Regions from separate parts of the Homo sapiens genome. Here region 2 is linked to region 1. Evidence: chromatin loops called from intact Hi-C (ENCODE). Cell type or tissue: psoas muscle. All regions are shown on one strand. Each heading gives the region's core, and the rest is flanking DNA. Links, peaks and the distances in the headings are about the cores only.

Region 1 (8,284 bases), core at 1-8,000:
GAGGGAGAGATCCCTCCTCCCCAAGACCCCAGTGAAGAATGGTTGGTAACATCATGGATTAGCTCAGAGGAACATCCTCAGACTTGCGCTGACATTTTGGGAGTGATTTTGTTGGGTTGTTATCGAGCCATTTCTCTTTATTCTTCCTGGGTGTTCTTTTGAGACTTCCCTTTAAGTTAGGTTGGATTAGGTTATTATAGTTGTAAAAACAGTAGCTCAAATGAAGACATAATTACAATAATTACAATAATTACATATAATTACAAATACTGACTGGGCTTCTGCTGTGTGCCCAGCTCTGTGCCAGGCCGAAGGAAACCCAGTGCCTGGCAGACTTGGCTTGCCTGGCTCACTAACATGAAACAGTGAGGGCAGAGCGCCTTCCTTTTGTACCTGTGCTGCTGCCTTACCCGTGTTCTTGTTCTGACATGGTGGAGAGCTGTCATCTAGGAGAAGGAAGCCGGCAGAGGTGGCACAGTGTGTTTTACTCCGCCTGTGACATTGTTTGGCACTGTGGTGTGGACTCGTGGGCCTTGGATGGTTCCATCTGCACCTTTTACTGGCTGTATGATCTTAATCAGGTTCCTTAGTCTTTGAGGCTCAGGATCTTCCATTATAAAATAGAGATTATAATGCCTCATTCCCATGGCCCTTTGCTTTAACACCCCCCCGCCCCCCTTCAAGAAGTAAGTGTTCCAGGCTACACAAGAAAGTGCAGCCTGTGGAGTATAAGCAGGCATTTTGTAAACTTTTATTATTGTCATTTTCCTGAATTTTGCCTATATGTAGATGAATGATAGAAGAACCAAACTCGTCTTTTCCTTAAAGAGACTTTGTATCAATAAGTAGAGAGACCAGAATGGGAATTCTGTTACAATGATTTTTTTCTACCTAAGATATTATTGTTTGGAAACTGTTCAGCAGTGCTTGAAATTGCTGAGAGCTGTACTGATGCTCTGACAATTTCCTGGGAACCCATCCTCTTGCCTTTGGGATTCTTCTTATCCTCCTTTCAAGGCTCAAATGTCCTCCTTGTGGTGGGCATTTGTTAGGAACTGCTCAGGACTCTTTGTAGCAGGCGTTCATCTTTTGTCAGCCTTTGGCCTTGTGGGCAGTCATTGATGAGCTGAAGAGAGCAGTCCCAGCTACTGTGGATGGCAGAGAAACTGCATCTTCATTCTACTGAGGGTGTCCATGTTGGTTTAGAAATAACATTCTCATTGGGATAAAACAGGTATCTTTTTACCTACTGTCTTAAAAACTTAGATCTAAATAGTTTGATACCATTTGGAACAGGTGTCAGCCTGCAAGCTATAAGAAACCAAAAGAGAAGAACATGCAGTCTCTTCTTTTGGTGTCTTTCTTCATCATTTCTTTCTTTCTTTTTTATTTATTTGTTTTTGAGGCAGGGTCTCCACACTCCGTCACCCAGGTGGGAGTGCAGTGGCATGATCATGGCTCATCACAGCCTCGACCTCCTGGGCTGAAGCAATCCTCCTGCCTCAGTTTTTAATTTTTTTTGTAGAAACAAGGTCTCACTATGTTGCCTAGGCTCTTCTTGAACTCCTGGGCTTGAGCAATCCTCCTGCCTGGGCCTCCCAAAGTGCTGGTATTACAGGCGTGAGCCACCACGCCTGGCCTATCATTTCTAATGTCTAAGTGATTGCTCCCTCATCTGAAGTCAGGTAGCACTTAATATACTTCCTGCTCTTCGGGTATTACCTTTTATTTATTACTGACACATACTAGGCCTCATTATCAGAAAAAGATTTTAGCAAACTTTTGGTAGTCTTTACGTACCCAGTGTTGTTAATAAGCGTTTCATGGGTGTGTGCCTTAACTTCCCTAGACCCTTGGAAGATGGCATGGCTGTTAGCCCTCTTGTATTACTCTCCTTGCCTGGGGAAAGCTTTGTTTGCCTGCAGGGGTTGCTCAGTGGGTGATTGCTGATTAGATGGAGCCGTGGCTGACTACTGTCTTGCCTCTTCTATTTAATGAGATCTGTATGTTTTGGAGGCCTTCTCCAGAAACAGAATGGTCTATGATTGCTTTTCATAGCAGAAATCTCATCTCCTTTGAAAGGTCTAATGTCTTTTTAAAAATTTTTGCTTATTAATGCCTGTGTGATTACAAGCAATTTGCTAGTGATTTGAAGAGTTTGGAGGGCAATTGAAGGTGTCACATGCCACCATATGGTGAAGGAAGACGCTCTGCAAGCAGTTCTGACACATTTTTTTGTTTTTAAATTAAGCTCCAGAATTGTAATTGCTTGTAAAATCCTTTTGATAGTTAAATTCCAGGTGGTAGAAAATCTTTCCGTAAAGATACTGTAAATAATTACACAGACCATCTGGCTAGATGGTTTTCTTCCCCCATCCATTTGGGGGGAAAAAAAGGAAGAAAGAAACTGCTTGCTGCAGTTGGAGGTTTTATTTCTTGTGATAATCAGCTTCAGTACTAGAGTAAACACTCAGTTTTTAAATCACAACTAACAATTGAAATCAGCATTGCTTGAGAGGAAAAAAAATTGCTAACAAAAGCAAAGCCACATACCTGCCAAATCTGACCTTGAATTGGTCTGCCAGCTAGTACTTATTGGACCTTACTGTGTATTCGGTACCCTGCTAAAGGCTCTAGGAGGTTCTCTGCCCATAATTTAAAAAGTAAAATATCTGTTGCGTCATAATACAAATGAGATGTTTTTCATGAACATCTGTCCGTATTTTCCATTGTAGGAAGTCAGAATATTTCACTTTGCCTTGCTATCTGCCTGGCTTAGCTGTCTGACCACTGTCTAGTTTGAGCAAAGATGAGGAGAGAGGTATGGTGTTTGGCTTCCTCCTAATTAAGAAGAGTCCAACTCTGAAAAATACTGTGCATTTCTTACATTAAGAGTTTGCTAATACATTGGGTAGAATTATACCAATTAGAGGAAATAAGAGAAAGAATAAAAAGTCAGACTTGAAGACTGTGAGGAAATGAGCAAGTTGAGAATCTCAGGCACAAGGCAAAGTTATTAAGATACTGATAAAATGTCTGGAATTGTCTCAACTAGGTTAAAGTAAGTTCGTAGATGCTGCAGCAAAATTCCGTGTGGGTGATTTATCTGTGAGATCAAAGGCATAAATGATCAAAATTATTGTTAACAGTTTCTAAAACTAATATTTAATAAGGGGCACAATGAGCTTATTGTGTGTCAGCTTTAAAAAGCATATTCCTATCAGTGGTAGTGGTCTCTGAGGTTGGGGGCTCTTCTTGGTAGTGAGGCCTATCTTCCCCCTTCACTGTTCACCTACTCCCTGACTTAGGGGCTTGTACATGTGTACAAGTCCTTCTTCACATCTTTTTGCTTTCATTTCAGGGTGGATTACGTGGACTCTTTGGGGCGTTCCCGGCGCTGTATGAGAAAGGATTTGCCAGATCTGCTGGAGATGGATAAAAATCTTCAGGGGAGACTGTAAGTGTGTGTGGTATACAGAGCTCTGCCAAGGTCTGAAATGCAGCCACAGGGATTGTTTTGTGAGGGGAGGCTGTTTTATAATTAATGATCTCTGTTGCTCCAGTAAGGAGATATTGATTGATTGATTGATTGATTGAAGCACTTTTTAGTGGTTAGCATGCACATACACACATAATCCACACTTGGGGAACAACCTGACTGGTGGATGAGTAGAGCTGTCTCTTTTACTTGGAAGGATGTCTGACAACAGAGTAACAGAATAAACCCAAACGAAACCAGCAAACCAGGCTTTGTGGAGACAAGTGGTTTGAGAATATACACTTGATTATCCCACAAACAAGTGGCTCTAGGGAGAGAACTTACTCACTTTTTCTTTATGTATCATTGCATTTTTGAAGTAAGGGCCTTATAACTAGATTTTTCAGCAGGGCCTAAGACCTAAGACATAACTCTAAAACGTAAGACCTAAGAGATAACTCTGAAACATCCAGGGGAATAAATTCCTCTTACCATAGGAACTTTTATGTGAAAAGTGTTGGGAGAAACTCCACCTTGTCCAAGTCCTGCAGGTTCAGGCATCCAGCACATAGCCTTTGGCTTGGCATAAGAAAGGGAGAATGGAGGCTGGGCGCGGTGGCTCACGCCTGTAATCCCAGCACTTTGGGAGGCCGAGGCGGGCGGATCACAAGGTTAGGAGTTCGAGATCATCCTGGCTAGCACAGTAAAACCCCGTCTCTACTGAAAATACAAAAAAAAAAAAAATTAGCCAGGTGTGGTTGCGGCCGCCTGTAGTCCCAGCTACTCAGGAGGCTGAGGCAGGAGAATGGCGTGAACCCAGGAGGCAGAGCCTGCAGTGAGCCAAGATGACGCCACTGCACTCCAGTCTGGGCTACAGAGCGAGACTCCGTCTCAAAAAAAAAAAAAAAAAAAAAAAGAAAGAAAGGGAGAATGGAAACCTTTGAGCCTCTCAGGGCCCAGCCATCTGCAAGGACAGGAGACACCACTCAGGCCACAGTGCTAAGCAGTTTTCATGTCCCCAGATGAGAGACCATCCACAGGAGGAGACCCAGAGTTCCTCCTCCCTGCCTGGGCCACCTCCCATCTGGTCAGCCCAGGACCTGGGTGGAAGGAAAGTTTTTTGTCTTGAGTGCTCAGGCAAGATTCCGTCAGGCTAAGGTAACAAGTCTGGTGCTTGAGTAAGAAGGGTGAAGGCTGGCCGGGCGCAGTGGCTCATGCCTGTAATCCCAGCACTTTGGGAGGCCAAGGCAGGCGGATCTCCTGAGATCAGGAGTTCAAAACCAGCCTAGCCAACATGGTGAAACCCTGTCTCTACTAAAAATACAAAAATTAGCCAGATGTGGTGGTGGGTGCCTGTAATCCCAGCTACTCGGGAGGCTGAGGCAGGAGAATCTCTTTAACCTGGGAAGCCGAGGTTGCAGTGAGCCGAGATCGTGCCACTGCACTCCAGCCTGGGCGACAGAGCAAGACTAGTCTCCAAAAAAAAAAAAGGCGAAGGCTGTTTTATTGATTTTCCAGCAGTCTTGTGGGTCAGAAGCCTCTGTAGTTCCCTGTTTTCTTTATCAAATAGTGTTACTTATGCATGATGCAACTGACTGTACTTAAACACTGATATCTCAATCCTTATCTGAAGATAGTTTTTGCTCTGTTTTCCTGCTAGTTTTATTAGTCCTGCTAATGAAAAAACCCTATTATCTGAAGATATGAGAAAAGAACTTCAGCGCCAGCAATGGGAGGAAGAAGAAAGAGAGGCCCTGAAGAGGCCCATGGGGCCCGTACATTATGAAGACATTCGGGAAAATGGTATGACTATTTTCTTGCAGCTTTGCAAATCTTATTTTTAACCTTAAACTGATGGCAAACATAAAGGGAAGTATTCATAAAGCAATAGCTTTTACATGGAAATTAAAGATCCTGCTTTGGAAATAGAAAATATCTCCTTTGTTCACTTCATAGCCTTAAAATACTCACATTTGGGAATATCTTCCTGACAGAGGGTCTGGTAATCCAAGGGATTGTTCCCTGAGAGAAGTGGAGACAGCCCATGGCTGAAAGCAAACGAACCCTTGTTATGCTTCCCTTGGCAAACAGGACGAAAACTTGGTCTAACTTTTGTGTTTCTTTGGTTTTTTGTTTCTTCGCTTAGCTGTTTTCTTTTTCTTTTTAAAACTTGTGCCAAATATCACTGTGTTTCTTTTTGCTTTGGTAGGAAATGTGGCTTGAGTGTAGTTGAATGATCAGGACAGTCTGATCTTTTGGGTAATTCATACTTCTTTCAGAGGCCCGGCAACTTGGTGTTGGGTATTTTGCCTTTGCCCGAGACAAAGAGTTGAGAAACAAGCAGATGAAAACCTTAGAGATGCTGCGTGAACAGGTACAGATAAATCCCAAGTGACTGTGAGGAAAGATGTGAGCGCTTGGTTTCTTGCTGGACCATACTGCAGAAAAATCTAGTAAATTAGTTAGAAATTAAAATTGATATTCAGAATTGCATAAAGGTAGTTGCCATACTATTTTTGTGTTTCAAATTTTATAACTGCTCACAAGTAACCTGTGTAACTTTGATGTTTTAAATCTGGTCCCAAATGTGGTACTTTTGGGGTGGCTTGGATGGGAAAATAGAAAGTTACTTAAAGGATTAAGGTGTAGGACGGAATGGGTTGGTTTTCTTGAGTGTTAAGGCTTGCAAGATGCTCTGTGAACTCTTATGAAACTTTGTAAGACATCAGAGGGTTCATAGGAGAGTACTTCATAGGGCTTCATTGTGAGGATCTCAAGGACAGCTTCTTAGAGGTGGCCTGAAGATCAATTAACTAGTCTATTTTTAGAAGAAAATTTCATCTTTTTGGACAGGAATATTGCAAATTTGGCTTCAAGCAAATAATTTTCTGATTTTCTGTTCAGACAACAGATCAGAGAACAAAACGAGAAAACATAAAGGAAAAGCGAAAGGCTATCTTAGAGGCAAGACTTGCCAAACTTCGACAAAAAAAGATGAAAAAATCAAAAGAAGGTGGAACAGAAGAAGAAAATAGAGGTATATCATGGCTATGTTGCTGAACTTCAAAAGGGAAAATTTTATTTCCATTGATGTCTTGCTAATAGGGCTGGCAATGTGAAAATTAGCCATTTAGTTTTATATTTAAGCAAACAGTATACCTTTGAGGTACTGGCAGGAGCAATTTTTATAACCAAAGTGATGCAGAATGACATTCAATATTTTTAGGCTATAGATGAGGATATGAAGCAACAATACATTGTGTTGCATCTTAGAATGGCATAGTCTTGTAATTGAGACTTAGTAAAGAGATATTTTAAGATAAAGTTTAGCTTTGCATATATATGTTTTAGACTTAAATTTTTTGCTATTGGTTATTTTATATATATATTTAAAGAAATTTATATTCATAAAGTTACATAGTAAAAGAATTTAGAAATATGAATATCGACAGCTTGCCAAAGCTTACCAAAGAACTGTGCTCCAGAAGTTGGTGATGTGGAACTTGGAGCACGGTTCCCCTTGGAAACACTGTTAAATGCTATGTCAGACTAGCTTATTGCATGAGTTGTGGTAGTACAGGCTAAATTGCCATCAATCTAGAGACTCCTACATAGAATGGCTCAAACAAAATAGAGATCTGTTTCTCTACTTAACAACTTGGAGGTAGGTGGGTGAGTGGGTATCCAGGGCATGTGAGTAGCTCTGCCCTAGATGGTCATCTAGTCCCAGGCTTCCTCCAGGCTTGCTGTTTCTGCCATTTCCTAGAGTATTTTTCTCTTCTGCATAGTCAAAGCTTGCTCCCCTGCTCACCTGTTCATGATCCAGCCTAGGGGTAGGCAGGGAGACTGGGAAGGGGAGCCACCTTCCTTTTTAGAGATGTGAGTGGGAAGTTACATACAGCCTATGCATTTACATCCTGCTGGCCAGAGCTCAGTCCTGTGGGCCACACCTCACTGTAGGAGAAGCTGGGAAATGGCCTCTCCAGCAAGGTGGCCACATGCTCAGCTGCAACCGGGGGGCATTCTGTTACCCAAAGGAAAAGGAGGAGTGTGGGTATGAAGGGACGTATAGCTCTCCAGCTCTCACAAAGCTTATGTGAAGCCATGGGCCATTTCCTAATGTCTGAACAAAACAGACCAGAAACATTTAGGAATTTGAAAACCATCTGTTTAGTTTCAGATAAATGCTCGCTCTATAACATGTTAAGCTGTGCAGATTGTTTCTCAAATTTTGCTCCATCTCCTGAACATCTGTCATGTCCAGAAAATGTGAAGCGCCACCACAGTGTTTTTTAAAAATCCATTTTTCTTTTACATTTTAAAAATGTGACCAAAATTGAACAGCCTACACCAGACCCCAGCTGTTCATCCCCTTGGCTCTGCTTGCTTCGCCTGAGATTGTGATGTTAGTTGAGTGATTTGGGGATTTCTGGTCCTGCAATTGCCAGTTTGGAGAAGCAGAGTGGCATAGTGAGGGGCACAGAGACTAAAATCCATCCAGCCCAGCCCAGGACTCCAGCCCGTATCACTTTCTACCTGTGTACCATTTCTGAGCTTAATTTTCCCCCTCTATAAAATGGGGATAATATGGAAGTATTGAATTTATTAGGATTGTTACAAGAATTAAATGACCTGTTGTATACAAAAGACTTAATCCACTGCCTGGGACATGTTAGGTACTTCATAAATACTGATGGTTACTTTTACTTTCAGGATTAGCATGTTCTGTATTTTTAAAAATAGCTTTAGGCTTTTTTATAACAGTGTCTTATTCTTTTACAAAAAATAGATGGAGATGTTATTGGG
Region 2 (8,332 bases), core at 77-8,076, 550 kb before region 1:
GCAGTTACCTTAGGCAAGTTAATCTATTTTCAAACAGGAAGAGCCTTCCCCACCTCATAGACTAACTGTAATGTCTGTGTGAAGGCATCTGCTCACATATAAAATAAGTAAGCTTCCTTTGAACTCAACACAGAAAATTTTAACGGACTCAAATTGGTTTACCAATATCTTTCAAGAGGAATTTCAATTGAATTGTTCATAATTTATACTTTTTTATATAGAAAACATTTTTAACTAGTGAAAACAAAGGACACATTCAAAATCAGGTAGAAATCATGTTTCCTTTTAATTGAATACTTAATTCACAACGTTTCCTCTCTTGCTGCTACTCTGGTAATAATTAGGTCCCCACCTCTCAAGAACATTGCACCTGACTAGACTGAGAGCCAGTGTGAACATGGGCCCCAAACCAGGGCTTTCGGAATAACAAGGAACAGCCAAGCCAGCCTCTCCCTTCACTTAGAAAGGGATTATGAATGGAAGGGTCCAAATCTTCATCATCCAAACACAGAAAACCAGGAGCTCAACACCTACATGGAAACCAAAATGTATCAGGAATAAAGTACAGTACCCCTTCACATACTCAAGGTCAAGATGGGTTTGCAGAAATCATATCTGACCATCTGGCCTCTGCTAGTAGATATGGCCCCATCCCAGCATTTTTAAGAGATGTTTTTGTTGTATTATTTCCCCAAGGGGTATAAAATCTACCAAAAGGAATATAATGAATCAGAATAAATCAGCTCACTCACAAGAAACGTTCTTGGGTAATGGTTTTTAGTTGCTGAGCTTATTCAGCACATTATTTAAAAGTGGCAAAATTCAGGGCAATCTGAGAATTCAAAAGTGGCGGCCACAGGTTTGGGTAGGACACACATACATACAACCCCCATTTTTTTCAGTGTATATGTCAAGATGTCAAGACCTCAAGACCTCTGATCATCAAAATAAGTTATTTTGTATATTATAATGCACAGGACAACAGAAGGAAACTTTCTTGGAAGGTGATGACAAGGCCTTTTGCAAAAGGTCCACTCCAAAAGGACTGGTGCCCAGTGCCTTGTGGCCTTCATTAACTTGATCCCTCCTCTTCTTTGGTTGCAGTGGCCTCAATGGGAGCTGTTTCTTCTGCTTGTTCTGCTGGCTTCTTCTCTCTTTCCTCTTCCTCATCCTCATCCTCTTGGGGATAGAGGTCTGGGTATTTCTGCATGCATTCCTGCATGGCCCGGAACTGGTCTACACAGTCTGACCCCTTGATCTCCTCCGTGCTATAGTGGAAGCAGGAAAAGGCTGACTTAAACTGTTCTCCACAGGGACCGCTGGCCATTCCCCCAAGGCATGGGCAGTTCCAGTTAATGTTTCCATTTGGCAGTATCAATCCTAGAACAGGAAGATAGAGAGATGTTCTCTAAAGTTTCAGAAAATACAAAACTAGTCCAGTCCTCACAGGCTACTGAGGGGGTGCAGAACAGGAACTATTGTTGCCTATGGACCCACACCTCGATTTGGATTAGGTTTAAAGCCTAGCACATATCCAGCATTCCTTGGCCCACCTGGGAGAGAAGCCACCAATGACATATTTCTCCACGTGTGACACTAATTTATTCTAAGCCACCTCTCAGTGCTCTGAGGCTGTGCTCCAAGAATTAAATACCGGGACCCATTTAGCCCAAAGAAGAGGAGATCACTTGGATGGTTAGTGAGGAGCTTTTTGAAAGCCCAAACACTTTAAGGAACTGAGGTATTGATCTCCTCTTTCCAATCCCCCTCCCCATATGGATGATCAGGACCACCCCACCCCCATGCTCCCTGCCCCCCTGAGCCCCTCTTGCCCTGCAGCTGCTCTCAGAAGCTCAGCATAGCCTGGGGACTGGTGAAAAGGAGGAGGTTGCTCCTTATGTACTGACGAAGAAAGATGTCCAAGACATGCTGCACAATGAGAAGCTGGTGGCATACCATTAGTGCGAGTGCATTCTTGTAAAAATCAACCAAACCTGTTAAACTGCACATATGTGTTGGGCAGGAAGCAAGGTTATAGATGGGTTTTCATTTTCACTATATTAATAGGCTTCTTACTTTTGACTTTTATACCTTTTCTTATCATTGAACTTTATTCACATCTAAATAGTATTTCTTGGTTTTCCAAAATGCTCTCAAAACGATGGCTTCATTTTCAGCTTTGTGAAGACATGATTCATACAGAAGTTTCTTACATGATTCTTATTAAGAGACTGAAAGTACTTTCTAAGAGAGCCTCTAAAAGGTCCTGTGAAATTACACATGATTCTTCACTCCAGGGCAGTACCCAAGCCTGGCACTCTGCACTAACGTCCAAAGTCCTAGGCGAAACCCCGCCTGCCTTCAATTCCAGCTTGGGAAGCTCCACTGATCAATGGATCTGCTGTAGCTATTCCTGTTCCTTACTTGTAAAATGGGGACAGCAAGGACGATGCCAACTAGTGCTGCCCCCTTAGCAGGCGCAGACCCCCAGGACCATCAGCAGTTGCAGATCAAGTTCTCCTGCATTAAGCTACGTTTGGTAACTCACATAAGCCTTCTGACAACCTTCTGCAGTGGGTGCTACTAACCCCAGTTTACTCATGCAGTCTCTGGGGTTCATGGTCCAAGTGAGGACTGCAGACTGGGCTGACAGGATTCCCAGAGTCCATGCCCCTTCCCCTACATCTCACCACTTCTTGAAATGGACCTCAGTGCTGGAGAAACATTTGCAAATGCTGCCCCCTGGAGCTTCAAATCTGCTCACAAACCTGCACAACCAGTTTCCAAAAGAGGTAATACTGACATTTAAAAATTACAACCCAGTACAAATTGACCAGGTGGTTGATTAAAAAAAATCATAACAAAAAATGTATAACCTAGGTCTCCAGGAGTCCTTGTTTCATTGTTTCTTAGGGGCAGGTAAGCTGGAATGAGATACCTCCTCACAAAGCACATGGTGCCAATTTGCATTTCAGGGACACAATATAAATCCACACAGAGGGTACCTTTGGCATGTTACATAAAGCTCAGATGCAGTGTGTTGTCAAACATGCAGTCTAAGGCCTGAAGTTCCAGTCTCTGGCTGAGTCAGTCTCCGCCCCCGCCCAGGCCCCCAGTTTTCTCATTGGATCAGATGATCTTTAAGGCCCTCTTGATGTTTTGATTCTAGGAAAATTAATTCTGCCACCTTTTTTCTTGGTACTCTTAGCTATTCCAAGCACCATCTCAGCTGCAGAGCTGGATGCTGGAAGGCAGGTAGATGGCATAAAATGGTGGCTTACTTGGTCCACTTACTAATTTTGCAGTTTAAGAGCTTGAAACTTGGGTCCCAGAGTTCTTTGCGTTTTATAGGCTTCTTTTTACAAAGTATTCACTATAAGGGGCTGTAAAGCCAAATGCATCATATGGTATACCTACTATCCAAGCAGATACATTGCAAGTGACAGAAGCAGGTAAAAAAAAACAACAGGGACAGGAAAGAATGGTGGGATCTGGAGGGGGCAGACCAGTCTAAAGGCAGATACGTACTGCTTTTAATAACACTGTGAGGCAAACAAAACAAGGCCCGATTTGTCCTGCAGGCCTCCACAGTCTTGATCAATTAATGAAATGTGCTTAATATGGATCTAAAGATAAGCAAGGTACTAGAATTGACATGTAAGCCCTGATCAAGATTACCCTTGCAGCTGTCTTTCTCAGAATGCTAACACTTTGTATAACGTCTGCATTTCCCACTGCTCCCACTGGGTGCTGGATATGTATTTTATGCTTTAACCCCTAGGAGCAGTCAGGGCAACAAGTGAAGGGTCCTACAAGGAATATACACACATCAGTTAGCATTTGAGAAATTCCAATCAGGAGCCCATATTCTCGAGGCGGCTGCTTCAAGCTCTTCAATTACCAGTTAGCACTAGAAGATTAGTTGTCATCATGGACATCAGAAGTGGTTTTTGATTGGTGAAGTGACTACTGTACAATACGTAGATTGTTCATGGACACTGCACACACACATCCACCTCACACGGTCTGCAGTAGTAAGTATCTAGTGAGTTTAGCAGCCCAAATCCTTTGGAACAATGTCCTAGGCCTAAGCGACCACTGTTATATTCAGCCATTAACCAAGGAGTGAGCAACAGCTCTGACTAGGTTAGCTGACTCCTGCTGCTAGAAAGCTGTCTGTGGCAAGTGACCTTTTCATGTAAGGTGCTTGCTGGAGCAGTTAGAGACAGCAGGGACTTCACCAACCTTACAGAACAAGGTGAATGACTGTCTACTTGCTAATAAAGTTGGTAGATGTGGCAGAATTCAGTCTGGCAACTTGTCTGAGCAAAAGCCCTGTCACCTTAACCTACCTATAACTGCTGGAATCTACTAATACCCTCTCCCAAAACTTAGCTGTTGTGCCAGGGAAGTACATCAGAACAAGGCTGGAAAGCACAGTCCCTCAAACCTCTGAGGAAGATAAACCACTGCCCTCAGAGATGGTCTATGGCTGAGAATAGATACCTGAAAACTTGGCCTTGGCTAGGAAAACATGGGAAAGGAATTAAGAACACTGAGCTTCTCCCCAGTGCCCTGGTGTGGGTCCCTGGGAGGCCACATGTCACTCACCATGCTCCTCGTATGGATCGTTGGGGTCATCAGCCACCAATTCTGCACTGCTTGGAGTTTCATGATCTTCTTTGGTTACAAATATGATTCGATCCTTCCCTAGTGTTTGGAGAACAGAGGAAGAAATATTTCATTCAAGAGCAGTGAATCAGCTTTAAACCCAAAGCAGCCGCCACACAAACCAAGTTTGAAGACTCTCCCATATGCCATCCCTATGTGAGGTGACTATCAAACTGCTCTCATATGCTAGGGGTAGCAAACAAAAGCGGATGGATAAGGGGCAGGGCAGGAAAAGAAGCACTGAAGAAAAAGAGTGTCCTGGGGTTGACCCACAGGGTTCAGAATGCATAAAAGTTGAAGGAAGACTGAGCACATTGGCAAAGTGAGTGTGCAGTGATGTGGGTCCTCAGCCTACAGATCACTGCAGCCCACATAGCTGATGCGGCCACAGGCCCCTGCCTCTGAAAGGCTGAGGACACAGGTGGTCTGAGAGGGACCACAGCCAGCACCCCCACTAGGCCTCTGGGCTCCTAATCGTGGCCGGAAGAAGGAAGGGTCATAAGGTGAGGAACACTGCAGCCGTTCCACTCCCCACAGTCCAAGAGGCCGGGGGACCATTTCCCAACAAGTATAATAACTGGAGGGGGGCAGTGGGAGGAGCACTTCTCAGATCTTTTTAACTGTGACCATCTGCAGTTTATTTTTTTAGGACAAACCCAACAGTGGTTAGGGTCAGGACTGTGGTCCTGTGAGGACCAGCATGGGAAAGCCAGCAGGCCTAAAGTGCAGAGCACCTTGTTCACAACCAGAGCCCTCACCCTGGGGCCTGGCTGCCGGAAGGTCTGAGGGCTCCAGGAAAACAGACCAGTGAGAGTCAAATGCATTTTATATTAGGAGCTTCTCCTCACTGGAGGCTGGGTGAGCACAGAAAAGCACATCAGTCCTGGCCAAACCAGGGTGGGTGCATTCACTGCCTTAGAGTGACCCCCTATGAAGTATTATCACCCTCAGCCCCCATGGAGTACAACAGAAAACCAAGGCTGAGTTAAGCAGAAGGGAGGTCCTTACAGCCCTCTCTGCTACACCTTGTAGCTGTCAACACTTTACCTCACCTCCCTAAAAACTTTGGCCATCAGCTAACCACACCACAGGTATGTGTCAGATATTCCCATTGTGGGCAAGGAGCACCTTGTCCTCAGTACCCCACACTGCACGGTGGGTCATCAGTTTCTCCAGCTGTCCCCAGAGAACAGACAGAGCCAGTCCATCTTTTGGTCCTCCGTGTGAGCTCATTCCTCCATCCTATCGCCACCCTGAGAGGGAGGTAGCAGCATCCCCTTTTAATGGTGGTGAGCCTGAGGCTGTGAGTAGTAACTTGCTGGGCCACACAGGACAGGATGCTCTGAAGTCTACACTGTTGGAGATCCTTTCTACACACCCATACTGCCCCGCACCAACATTTGCACAAGAATAATCGACAGCTGACACTGAGCACTTAGCATGACTGGGCACTGCCTGAGAGCTTGTGCACCTTGGGCAATGAATAAATACAATAAATTCTGACCCAACCTCGGCCCCAAAAAGCTTAGAACCAAGTGAAATGTTTGCCAAGTAAACAAACAAGATCTTTCTTGTACTTTCCTGGTGAAGGTGAATGACAAATTCTACAGACCAACTGACCATGCATTCTGATCCTAGAAGATCTGGGGTACTGGGACCCTCATCTGGAAGGGGATAGGAGGTGCCAAGCATTTAAGAAGACTTCTTCAGGTATGGCCAAAAGTGCCTGGCAGAGAGCCACAGTGCATGGCTCTGAGTGAGTGGCCACTGTGGGCGCAGAGGCCGGACCTGCAGAAACGTGGCCCTGTGAAAGCTGCGGGCATCTCTGATCACTTTATACTTTTTGTTTATATTTAGAAAAGTTCAGTCACAGCTATGCTGAGGGGAAAGCAAGGAAAAAGGTTTGGGCCCATGCTTGGGCTGAAGTAATTAAGGAAGAGGCTTCTGGAAGGAAGGGGGCAGTGACAACAAAAACCGAGCGACATCTCCAGTGAGAAGGACAGTTCAGGGGACAGAGGGAGGGCACTTTGGTGCCTTACGCCATGCCCACACTGCACAGGGTCTCTTACACTAGAACAGAGTAACAACAAAAAACCCTCAGCACACGGGGCCAGGACCCCCAACCCACTGGAGGCTTTTGCTCCCAGAGCTGGCCTCTGCCTCAATACCTTGCATGTCATCCAACAGAAGGCTGCTTTTCCCCTGTGGCTGACTGGGGAAAGCTTTTGGACCAGGCAGCCAGGACTTGTTAAAGTACCTAGTAACCTTGATTCTACTATTCTGGCCAGTTTCCAAAATACTCAAAAGCAATCTGTAAAAATGTTGAACGCTAAGCAGAATGAGCTGATGCAAATTTCGCAACTCAGCTCTGGCAGTTTTGTTTACCGAGATGGCAGCTCAGCGCAGCCCAACGGGGAGGCCCAGTCACAGGCACAGAAAGCAAAGGGTCCAAACGTGGTAAAGTATGAGGCCCTCCTGGGGTTTGCCATACATAGAGAGACCAGGCCTCACCCAAGAAAAGCTGAATCGAGCTCTCTGCCATGTCCATGTAGCTCACGGGCTTCACAGGTGACTGTGATACACAGCCAGGTTAGGAAACACCAGCCTAGCACAATCCCACTGAGAATTCCAGGTCCCTCCCACTGGGCCAGGTCCTCACATGTGCCTTCCTGGACATTTTCCCTTGCAGCACAGTTCACACTGGATCGAAAGTAGAACAGTAACAGCTGTATCTTTTACACATTTTTGTCCCATGCAATGTGTTTTATTACATCTGTGAGTTCACTGGTGGGTATTACTTTATCTCCATTTTACAGAGACCACAGGATCTGAGAAACAGACCAAAAGACATGCAGTAAATGAAGGCAGAACAGGAACAGGAACTCTGGTCTGAAAGATCTGGAGTATGTCCCCTACAAACTGTCCATTGTATGCCTGTCCTAGAGGGCCTTTGCTTTCTGGAACTTTTAAAAGTCGATTCAAGGACTGATGCAAGGACAAGGCTTACCTATTCCTAACAGACCTAACTGTGAAAGAAAGGACTGGTCAGACTAGTCGTAAGATGCCAACTAGTGGGACAATCAGCTAGACTAGTAGTTCTCATGACATTTGTCAGCAATTTCTCTAGAGAAATAAAATTTAAAAGTGCTTGTGTTTTTATTTCTAAGATAAGCTTTAAAAGCAGTTGAATATGCATGTTCTGAAGGAGGTGGAAAACTACCTTAAACCCTCTGGTGCACAGTGGCTTCAATATTTCAATATCACAGAGAGTCTGAGAACTGGAGTTCAAATCTGGGCTTAAGCACTTCCCACTGTATGAGCTCAGGTACCATCTGGGCCTCAGAAACCAGGCCTTACCACCAGCTCCACCTACCTACCTCACGTGGTTGGGGAGGTGAAATGAGTTTCTGCTGTCAGCTGGAATCCCACTTGACAGCAATTTTTAAAGGGCATCAAGGATAGCATGGCCAGGAAAAGAGACAATCACAGGCTCAGAGATGTCAATAATGTTTTGGAAATGGGAGAGCTGATGGTCGAGTGCTCTCTGACTTAACCAGTGAAGAAAGCTGAACTCAAAGTGCACAAGGAGGAGGTCATCCAGAATCAACTCAGTCCCCACCCCAGAACCTTGGTCAGAGTGGGGAACTGGAGGCCCGAGGGG

Evidence for each region. Hi-C counts contacts between places; a loop is a spot of excess contacts. Peaks named below come from ENCODE experiments on the same cell type or tissue, not always from the same donor. Only the 100,000 strongest peaks of a DNase experiment are listed, where the experiment ranks them.
Region 2: it touches region 1 in a loop (3-fold over the local background); 14 of 110 quality-filtered maps call a loop at or near these places.

What each region holds. Positions count from the first base shown.
Region 1 is chr3:14,661,667-14,669,950 of GRCh38, forward strand. CCDC174 (coiled-coil domain containing 174) reads left to right here. Exons shown (of 11, transcript NM_016474.5): 5 at 1-41; 6 at 3,362-3,457; 7 at 5,139-5,281; 8 at 5,758-5,852; 9 at 6,383-6,515; 10 at 8,268-8,284. It overlaps LOC124906215 (a long non-coding RNA gene), which reads right to left and starts at 4,396. Exons shown (of 3, transcript XR_007095827.1): 1 at 3,971-4,396. In psoas muscle, for the core only: no CTCF peak of the experiment used is centred there; no DNase peak of the experiment used is centred there.
Region 2 is chr3:14,111,815-14,120,146 of GRCh38, forward strand. CHCHD4 (coiled-coil-helix-coiled-coil-helix domain containing 4) reads right to left here. Exons shown (of 3, transcript NM_001098502.2): 2 at 4,612-4,710; 3 at 263-1,380. The coding sequence ends at 1,073. Among named protein-coding and RNA genes, the nearest start is that of CHCHD4, 8.9 kb to the right of the region's middle. In psoas muscle, for the core only: no CTCF peak of the experiment used is centred there; no DNase peak of the experiment used is centred there.